3 separate regions of the Homo sapiens genome follow, and regions 1 and 2 are each linked to region 3. The links are chromatin contacts, found by Hi-C or POLR2A ChIA-PET in ENCODE. All regions are on one chromosome and are shown on one strand. Each heading gives the region's core, a stretch centred on a gene start or an enhancer-like site at or near the end of the contact. The rest is flanking DNA. Distances are from core to core; before and after follow the strand shown.

Region 1 (2,858 bases), core at 12-2,511, 320 kb before region 3:
ATTTCAGCTCACTGCCACCTCCACCTCCCGAGTTCAAGCAATTCTCCTGCCTCAGCCTCCCGAGTAGCTGGGATTACAGGTGTGCACCACCACGCCCAGCTAATTTTTGTATTTTTAGTAGAGACAGGGTTTCACTGTGTTGACCAGGCTGGTCTCGAACTCCTGACCTCGTGATCCACCCACCTCGGCCTCCCAAAGTGCTGGAATTACAAGCGTGAGCCACCACACCTGGCCTATTTATTTATTTTTCAAGACAGAGTCTTGCTCTGTCGCCCAGGCTGGAGTGCAGTGGTGCAATCTCAGCTCACTGCAACCTCCACCTCCCAGGTTCAAGCAATCCTCCTGCCTCAGTCTCCCAAGTAGCTGGGATATAATCCCCTCCCTTGGAATGTGGGTGGGACACATTCAAATTTTGTGTGACTTGATTCTCACAAACAGAATATGGCAAAGGTAAAGAAATTTTGAAGATGTAATTAGGGTCTCAAATCTGTTGATTTCATTTCATCAAAAGGGAGATCATCTGGGTGAGCCTGACTCAATCAGTTAAAAGCCTTAAAAGGCTTTTAAGGACTGGCCCCTCCCTGAGGTTAGAGACTCTCTCTCAGTTATTGGCTTTGAAGAAACTGACCTGCTATGAGAAGACCTATGGAAAGAGCCACTTGGCAAGGAAGAGGGGGCAGCATTTAGTTGCGAGAACATTCGGCTGACCACCAGCAAGAAAATGGGTACTTCGGTCCTACAGCTGCAAGAAGATGGATTCTGCCAACAGCCTGAGGGAGCCTGGAAGCAGGTCTTTCCCTGCTTGAGCCTCTGATGAGACTCCAGCCCCAGCTGACACCTTGATTTCAGCCTGGGGAAACCATGGAGCAGAGGAGGCAGCTAAGCTGAGCTCAGGTTCCTGACCCATAGAAATGACGCTAAGTATGTGCTATTTTAATCTGCTATATGACAATCATTTTTAGATGATTTGTGGGCAACACAGAAAGCCAGTACATTAGGGAAGTCTCTTAACCTCCCTGGGTCCCAGTTGTGCATCTGTAAATTAGGGAAATGGTTGAACCGGGTCACACCTAGGAGCCTCTCAGGCTCTAGCTTTTGGAGACTCTGTATGGGCAGATGCTGAGTGCTGCACCGTTGTGAGAAGGAAGAATCGTTCTCTAATGGGTGAGCAGGCTAGTGCTCTCATGTGGGGGGCTGTGGGTGCCAAGGAGGTGTGTCGTTGAGGTGGCTGCTGCAAAATGCAGACAGCTGAGGACTCACCCTGAGTCCTTGATGACCCATCTGCCAGCAGGCTAGACGCTGACCACAACTGGCACCACGCCTGGCTGCAGAGGCGATCAGCTTTCAAGAGCAGGAAAAACAAATGTCCTCTTTCCCCTGCTCTGTAAGGGACGTGCAACCATGCTGGGCATCCATCCCCACCTCTGTTAATTTACTGGGGGGCAAAGGGTCCACTCTGCAATCTTCCTCCCATGATACCTAAAACTCTTGGGCTTGTGACCTCTAGGACTGCCCTGGGGAGCTCCTGGGAAGCTGAGTCAGGGAGGGCATCAGGTTTCCTGCTAGCTCTTGGCACACTTCTGAAGTAGGTGAGCTTGTGCTTCTGTGCTGTCCCACCCAGCCGGTCTGCCAGGTCTCTCTGCTTCCCACACCCGCTGCCGCCTGCCCCAGGGGCCCGGACCACCAACACACCCCAGAGGTGGGGCACCCACTGTCTGCCTTCCCTCCCCCAATACTCCCTCACACACAGCTGACACGCTCATCTGACTGGCTAAAGGGATTGTCCCTTATTAAATTCCTTGGGGGATGATCTCATTAAGCCTTGTTATGGGTCACTTCTATTTCAGGGAGAATAAATTTGCTGCAATCTATGGGCAGCTAGTTAATTGAAACCTGAGGAAGGGGCTGGGGGAGGGGAGGGCACGGGTGAGGGGGTGGAGCGAGCCTGAAAGTGTGGGAAGTGCCTGGCCTGGTGAGAGCTGAGAGCTGGCTGGGAGGAGGCTGAAGGTGCACATGAGGGTAGCCGATAAGGAGGAGGCCACAGGCAGTGGAGGGAGAGGGGAGACAAAAGCAGGTGTCAGCTGCAGCCTGATGCAGGGAGATAGCCTCCTAACTGCCTCCCAGGCCTCTGTGCTCAGCCCTGCCCCAACATATGAGTCCAGGCCAGCACAAAGTGATAAGCACCTAGGCCAGGATGTAGCAACAGAGATGGAAAAGAAGGAGATATGAGAGAACTTGGAAACAAATTTGATACAGGGATGAAGGAGAGGAGAGGAAAAAACCCAAGATGACCTTTAAAGATGCTTGGAGAATGGGGAGAGGCGCCAGCCGGAGCACAAGCCCAACACAGGCCTCTGAGCAATGCCAAGTTTACTGCTCTGCTGTTTAAAGAATCCTTCTTCACCCATTTCCGAAAAAATGTTTCCTATCTCCGGTTTTCTGGCTCTTCAGCCATTCATCTATTCATGCAAGCATTCATTCGGTTCGTCAGAATGGAGACCTTACGTAGCACTCTATCAGCCCCTCTGCTGAATACCGGCAATGCAAATATAGACAAATAGATTTTATAGGCTAAGCGTCGTGAGTCCACCCAGAGCAGTTAGCCACTCCCAGGAGCTCTTTTCCTTCCATTCCCTCTTTTCCAACAGTTGTGTTGATTTTCAGGATAGCTGCTGCAGAGAAGAGAATTCAAAGATGGAGGAAGGTTTTGTGTTGGGGATCTAAAGCCAAAGGAACTTGTGACTTTTGGTCATGCTGAGAGACAGGTGACCACTAATTGTGTAGCCCTTGGCTGGTCTCTGTCTTTTTGAGACTGAGTTTCGCTCTTGTTGCCCAGGCTGGAGTGCAGTGGCACGATC
Region 2 (2,743 bases), core at 53-2,552, 300 kb before region 3:
ACGTTCTCTGTGATTCTCAGTGAGGCAGTTGGTGGCTGTGGTTAAGAAAGTAAGCTCTGCCTGTGTTGGAATCCAACACTGCCACTTACTTGGATGTGTCATCTTGGGCAGGTCACTCTGTCCCTCAGTTTCCACCTTTGCAATTTGGGACTAGTAACGCCATCCAACTCATAGGGTTGTTATGAGTTGTAATGAGGATTCAGTGGATTTAACCCATTTAAATGCAAGGTGCCTGGTATAATAAAATTATTTTCTTTTCTTAATTTATTCTTGTAGTTGGGGATGAAAAACTCGCACTCCTGTAGGCAGTCAGAAAAAATGAGTGAAGTGGGGGAACTAAGGGGCCTGGTCTGAAGGGGGAGACTGATATTTAGGGGAGTGCGGACCCAGTGGTGTGAGATTTTCAGAATCTCCTCTTGACGGGTCTCATCCGAGGTTCCAGCACAGCTCTGTAAAGGTAAAGACCGTTTACATTTTCCTCCTCAAAGCTTTATTATTATTATTTTTCTTCTCAAAACACTGCTTTGCTTTGGGGGAGCGCGGGTCCTTGGCCAGATCTTGAGTCTTGAGATATGTCTTCAGCATCTCCTGCTCCTCCTTGGGAAACGCTCCACCCGCCAGTGGGCCTGCGCCCTCCTCCCCTTCTTCGGGGTTCGGGTCCACCTCGTTTCCCCCACCCTCCCCAGGGCTGACTGCAAATCGGAGGGCGACTGCAGAGGCGGAATTCGGGGCAGAGCGGGGTCTCCCCAGCGGGCCACGTCCCACCAGCAGGTGGCGGTCGATCTGCAAGGCCTGCAAGGTGCCCGGACAGAAACTTGAGCAGATATTGGTGCCGCTGCCCGAGAAGAGCTCAGCCGAGTCTCCCCGAGCCCAGCTATCGGCATCCGCGAAAAAGCGGGGAGAGAAGGGCACGGGCTCTCCGCTGGAGCGACTCTGGGATTCAGACACCGCAAGCTGCTTTCGGAAGGGCTTCAGGAGGGGGTGAGTACTGAGCAGCGCACAGAAAAGGGAGCGCTGTCCTTTGCTGAAGGCATTGTCCTTGGCTTGCATTGAGTGGCTTTCCCACCCCCCGGGAAAGACATTTCGGGAAGGTGACGGTCTCAACAGAAGGAGGGAGCGCGGGAAAGAAGCCCGGGGAGCCGGCGCCTTCACGCCCCGCGGTCTGCAGCGGGAGGAGCGCGGGTTCCATCGCGCCAGATGGCGCTGTCTGGCTTTTCTCGGGCCTCGGGCGCCAGTCTCCAGAGGTCTCCGGCGCAGCTGCCTCTCTAGCCGGCCGACGCGGGCTCTGTGTTTCCGGGCGGAAGTGAGGCGCCCAGCGGAACGGCCTCTGGTGACATTTTCTTGGGGGCGGCGCGGACGACTGAAGGGACTTGGTGGTAGAGGCTGCGGAGGCGGCGAGGTTCACTTTGGTCCCGGCAGGGGCTCTGACCGCGACCCACTGCTCGCTGCCGGGGCTTGTTCCGAGGAGGAGAAGGCGGCGGTGGCCGTCGCGTCCTGAGTCACCGCAGCGGGGAAGAGTCCCGGCCGGGGGTTCGGTGCGTGCCCCGACGGGGCGCGCGCGAAGCGAGCGAGAAGGCACGGAGTCGCCGCGGAGCGCAGGTGAGGCGGGAAGGGGCGCAGGGCCGCGGCCTGGCTACTGGTCGAGTTGGGGGGCCCGGGTTGCGTCCCAGGGAGGGGTCGGGGCGAATCGGAGGGCTGCGGGCCGCGGTGAGGGCTCTGCGGCGTCCGGACGCTGGGGTCCTAGCGGGCCTGGCTGGTGGGCGCCGGGAACTCGCAGCCTGGATTGCCGGCTGACGCTGGGGCATCGCACCTCTCCGACCTCCTTGCTCGTCCGCCGTTGGTGACCCTAGCGTCCTCCCGGCCCGGCGGAGTTGGCTCCGGCACTCCAAGCCCCCAGACGCTGGGGCCGGGTTGAGGCGAGTCCTTTTCCGGGGGTGCTGAGGGGAGGCTGGAGGTGCCGCAGTCCCCGGGCTGCGGGGGGAAGCGACTTCACGGCCCTGGAGTTGTCTTCACGCAACTTTCCGGCTCCTAGGCCCGCGGGGGAAGCAGTGGCGGCAACTCCGCCAGCTCCGAGAGTAGGGGGTCTGGCGCCGACACCTGCCCCTGCAGCGGAGAGCTCCGGCGCCGCGGCCGCAGTGGCCTTGGTGGAGGGAGAAAAGGCTTTCTTATAGGCTTGGCGCCGCCTGCCTCTCGGCGCTTCCACTACCTTCGGTCGGCAGGCGCCTCCAGTCAATGCGAGAGATGTGTCAGTCTCCAAAATAGACCGCTTCTGGGGAGTTTGTCAACTTTATTTCAAAACCGGCGAGGATGTACACTGACGAACCCGTGTTAAAGACTATCGCCTTTACGCAAGCCATTCATTCTCACTTTAAAATTGTCCACCCCCCCGCCCCGACCCCCGTCCCCGGCAGCCCCCATCACAAAATTGATGCTCACAGGTTGAAGTAGAGAACATCGGTACGAGCCCTACCAGATCCTTGAGCAGTTTCTGTTTGGATGGGTTTTTCGTTTTTTGCCTGACCTTTTGCTTTCTGAATCCTCTTACCCAGTAGAATTAAAATCCTACTGATGATACTTCGTCAAGGTTGGACCTCTTAATTACAAAAACATCTGCCAATTTTGCTTAGGCTTTTATTGTGTAGTATTGGGTACATGCTAACAGAATCACTCCCTTTCTTCTCTTGGGATATTTTAAGGATGGAAGCTATTAACTTTCTAATGTAGTTTTGCTGATCTTGGCAAT
Region 3 (3,158 bases), core at 556-3,055:
GCTGATGAGACTCCTGGCCCCTCCCTCTCCCCCTCCCCAACCACACACCTGCTCCCACTTCCTCCACTGCTGCCCCAAGGCCTGCTCCCGAGGGGTCCCATCCGGGCACCCAGGGTGTGGAGGGCCCCCATCAGACAGCCAGGATCAAGCCCAGCCTTGCCCCTGTGTGACCGTCAGCAAGTCAGAGACCCTCTCTGGTTCTCCGTCCTTGCTCCTATAACGCAGAAATGCTGCACTGGCGAGGGGCCTCATCCCACCTTCTTTGTTCCCCCCCATATCTCCATAAACAACATGGCTGCCTCTGGTTTCAGGAGGCTCCCCTTGGGTGAAGTGTAGTCTCTGCTTTCTCGCTGCTACCTGAAACTCATTATTACCTTCTAATTCCTTTGAATAAACCAGTAGGAACTGCTTTGTTAAAAATGGAAGATGTGTCAGAGGTGTGTTTTTAGGTACATGTTTCTGAATCTGTGGCTGTAAGGGTTTGAGGTAGCTTATGATAATACATAAAGTGTCCTTATATACACATTTGTAGTTATTTATTTATCTAAAGCCAGGACGTAGCAACTAAAAGCTGGAGATGGCTCCATTTAAATTCAGAGATTAAACTCATTTGTTCTGGAAGCTCCTCTTAAAGAACCACAAAAGAATCAGAAACACTTAAATCCACTGGGTCTAGGCCATGAGAAATGTCAACAAAGTGTTGCAAGATGAAAGAGGATGGATGAGATGAAACCGATTAGCAGAGAGAAGAAAACTGACACCTCCTAGCCTGCGGCTGAGAAGTCAATGTGAAGGAAGCTTCTTAAGAATTGGAAGCGCCAGAAATCTCTAAAGGGTGGGGTACAATGAAGGAGCTGAAAACGAGAAGATGGGTTGGAAGTTTAAGGAGCAGTTAGAGACTGGGATTCCTTTCCCACCTCCAGCCAGGGACCTACTCACCTACTCCCATAACCCATATTCCAAAGACATTTACTCTCTGGAGAACTGGATCTGAGGCCCTGGGCCTGGGGACAGTAGGCTCAGGGGAAGATGGCAGTGTGGGGCCGCACAGCTGGCAGTGGACGTGAAAGCCCTCACTCTGCGCTCTCAGGCCACAGCACGCACCCCACTCCACGCTTGCTTCCCAGATGTGGGAAACGTGTCTGGACTTCCATAAAGACATTTCTGTATGAGTCTTCATCTGGGGGCAGGAGGCATTGGCCTCTCCTAAGAGGCCTGCAAGGCCATTTTCCCTGGTGCCCTTTGGCATGGACTGGGGATATGGCTTTAGGGACAGAGGGTGGGGCAATTCTGCAGGAGGCCATAGCAGTGGCATCAAAGCACTCAGCTCTCTGGGGGCAGAGTCCCATCTGTGAATGACCTAGAACTGGAGGAGTGCCCTCAAGCTCTCTTCCACATATACTGGTAGCCTCATTTGGGATCAAAACCCAGCAGCCCAGGATGAGCTACAATGTTCGTTTGCCTGAGCTTTCAGTGCAGATACTCAGCTGTGAGTAAGGGTATTTGCACAATGAGCTGGAAACATTAAGGCACACACACAGGGTTTTTCCAGAACAGATAGGAATAAGGATGAATTCAGTCTCGCCAGTTACTAGAGTCATCTCCCTGGACTGGGGAGCCTCCTAGGGAGCCTTCTGCCATGGGCAGGCTGCAAGGTCAAAAGCCCAGAGCTTTGGGAGAGCTGGAGGCATCAGCAAAGACAAGGTTAAGGTATGGCGGGAGGGGGAGTAGAGCCCTGGCTGGAATACCAGGGAAGAGGAAATGGGATGCTGGAGTCAGTGTTTACCTTTATCATCTAGCCCTGGGGCAGCCCTGTTTCAACAGCTTGCTTCTGAGGCTGAAGTTTTCTTGGCAATAGCCTGGCAGCCTCTCCCTGCAGAGTGCTGAGCTGGTTCCAAAAGACAGCAGGATCTCTTGGAGAGCTGAAAGTCTCAGGTTTCAGATTTTTGTCTTTGTTGGAGTCATAGTGGGACAGAACAAGAAAAAAAGTGAGAGTGCATCTAGTCACTAGAGTTACAAACCTAATAAGTGGTAGGGCTGAAACTGATAATGACCGTTAACACTTCCTAAGCCCTTACTGGGTGCCAGACACTGTGCTAAGCCAGTTACATGAACTGCCTCATTCATCCTTATAATAATTCCATGACATTGGGATCATCTCCAATTTTCAGGGGAAAGGGAGGCAGAGGGTAGTTCCATAACTTGCCCAAAGTACACTGCTAGGAAGTGAGGCTGGGATTTGAACCCAGACTCCAGAACACTCAACTCTTATCCCAGGCTGCTCCCCTAAGACCCAGGTCTCTGAATCATAGTTCTTGGCCTTTGGCTTTACTCCAGGGATGTCCAGGGATGCACAGAGGAAATGGAGGACCCAGAGAGAGAGTCCCTTCTTCAGACTATGACACCAAAGATGCTCCATCTCTCCCCTGAACACCAGACTCCTAGTGGGAACTGCCTACCCATGGGTCTACCTAGATGTCCAAGAAACAGCTTTACTATGAACTCTCACTCTCCCCTCACCATGTAAAATAAAACCGCACAGTCAAGCAAGACAAAAGCGTCTGTTTTTCCCATAGTCTTCTCCATCCCAAGAAATGGCAACCCCATTCTTTCAGGTGCACAGGGGTAACTTTTTTTTTGGTCAACATTGACTCTTTTCTTGGTCTCACATCTTGCATTCAATCCATCAACATAGCCTGTGGCTCTGCCTTCCAAACAGACCCAGAATCTGACCACTCTGAACTACAGTCAGCCCTCCATATCCTTGGGGAATTGGTTCCAGTACTCCTGCGGATATCAAAATCCACAGATGCCTAAGTCCCTGAGCAAAGCCCTCAGTCACAGGCTTTGCCTCTATGAATATAGAGGATCTCTGCACTTTCACTGCTACCAACCTGGTCCGGGCCAGTCTCATCTCATGCTAGGGCTATTGCAGTAGCCTCCCAGCAGATTTCCTGCTTCTACACTATAATCTATCCTCAATATAGCAACCCCAGTGATCTAGTTAAAATGTAAGTTAGATGATGTCATTCTCTGCTCATCCAATAGCTACCCATCTCTTTCAGAGTACATGCCAGAGACCTTCAAGTGCCTTCAAGGTCCCGCAGGACTCATCACTGCTCTGACCGTATCCCTTATTGGCTTGCTTGACCTCATGC

What was found. Hi-C counts contacts between places; a loop is a spot of excess contacts on that map. ChIA-PET counts read pairs that join two places held with the same protein, here RNA polymerase II (POLR2A). Pooled maps may share reads with other maps.
Region 1: a loop to region 3 is called in a map of PC-9, with 5 times the contacts of the local background. The contact joins two enhancer-like sites. A Hi-C loop is called at or near these places in 2 of 168 maps with a recorded cell type or tissue (IMR-90 and PC-9), 1 of 37 single-sample maps with no recorded cell type and 1 of 50 pooled maps. POLR2A ChIA-PET finds 5 or more read pairs at or near these places in 1 of 52 experiments (OCI-LY7).
Region 2: a loop to region 3 is called in a map of breast epithelium, with 4 times the contacts of the local background. The contact joins the promoter of ARK2N here to the enhancer-like site in region 3. A Hi-C loop is called at or near these places in 25 of 168 maps with a recorded cell type or tissue (CD4-positive, alpha-beta T cell, CD8-positive, alpha-beta T cell, GM12878 and 17 more), 27 of 37 single-sample maps with no recorded cell type and 35 of 50 pooled maps. POLR2A ChIA-PET finds 5 or more read pairs at or near these places in 3 of 52 experiments (AG04449, GM12878 and H1).

Annotation. Positions count from the first base shown.
Region 1 is chr18:46,151,355-46,154,212 of GRCh38, forward strand. No RefSeq gene overlaps it. Among named protein-coding and RNA genes, the nearest start is that of ARK2N, 21 kb to the right of the region's middle. Within about 2 kb of position 1,262, at least 8 of the 41 ENCODE cell types and tissues checked have a DNase peak (open chromatin) inside an H3K27ac peak, as active enhancers do; they include PC-9, where a contact is called at or near this core.
Region 2 is chr18:46,172,732-46,175,474 of GRCh38, forward strand. It overlaps ARK2N (arkadia (RNF111) N-terminal like PKA signaling regulator 2N), which reads left to right and starts at 1,303. Exons shown (of 5, transcript NM_145055.5): 1 at 1,303-1,599. RefSeq lists enhancers at 877-926, 1,247-1,506, 1,537-1,586, 2,187-2,316.
Region 3 is chr18:46,467,891-46,471,048 of GRCh38, forward strand. No RefSeq gene overlaps it. Among named protein-coding and RNA genes, the nearest start is that of ARK2C, 140 kb to the left of the region's middle. Within about 2 kb of position 1,806, at least 3 of the 41 ENCODE cell types and tissues checked have a DNase peak (open chromatin) inside an H3K27ac peak, as active enhancers do; they include PC-9 and breast epithelium, where a contact is called at or near this core.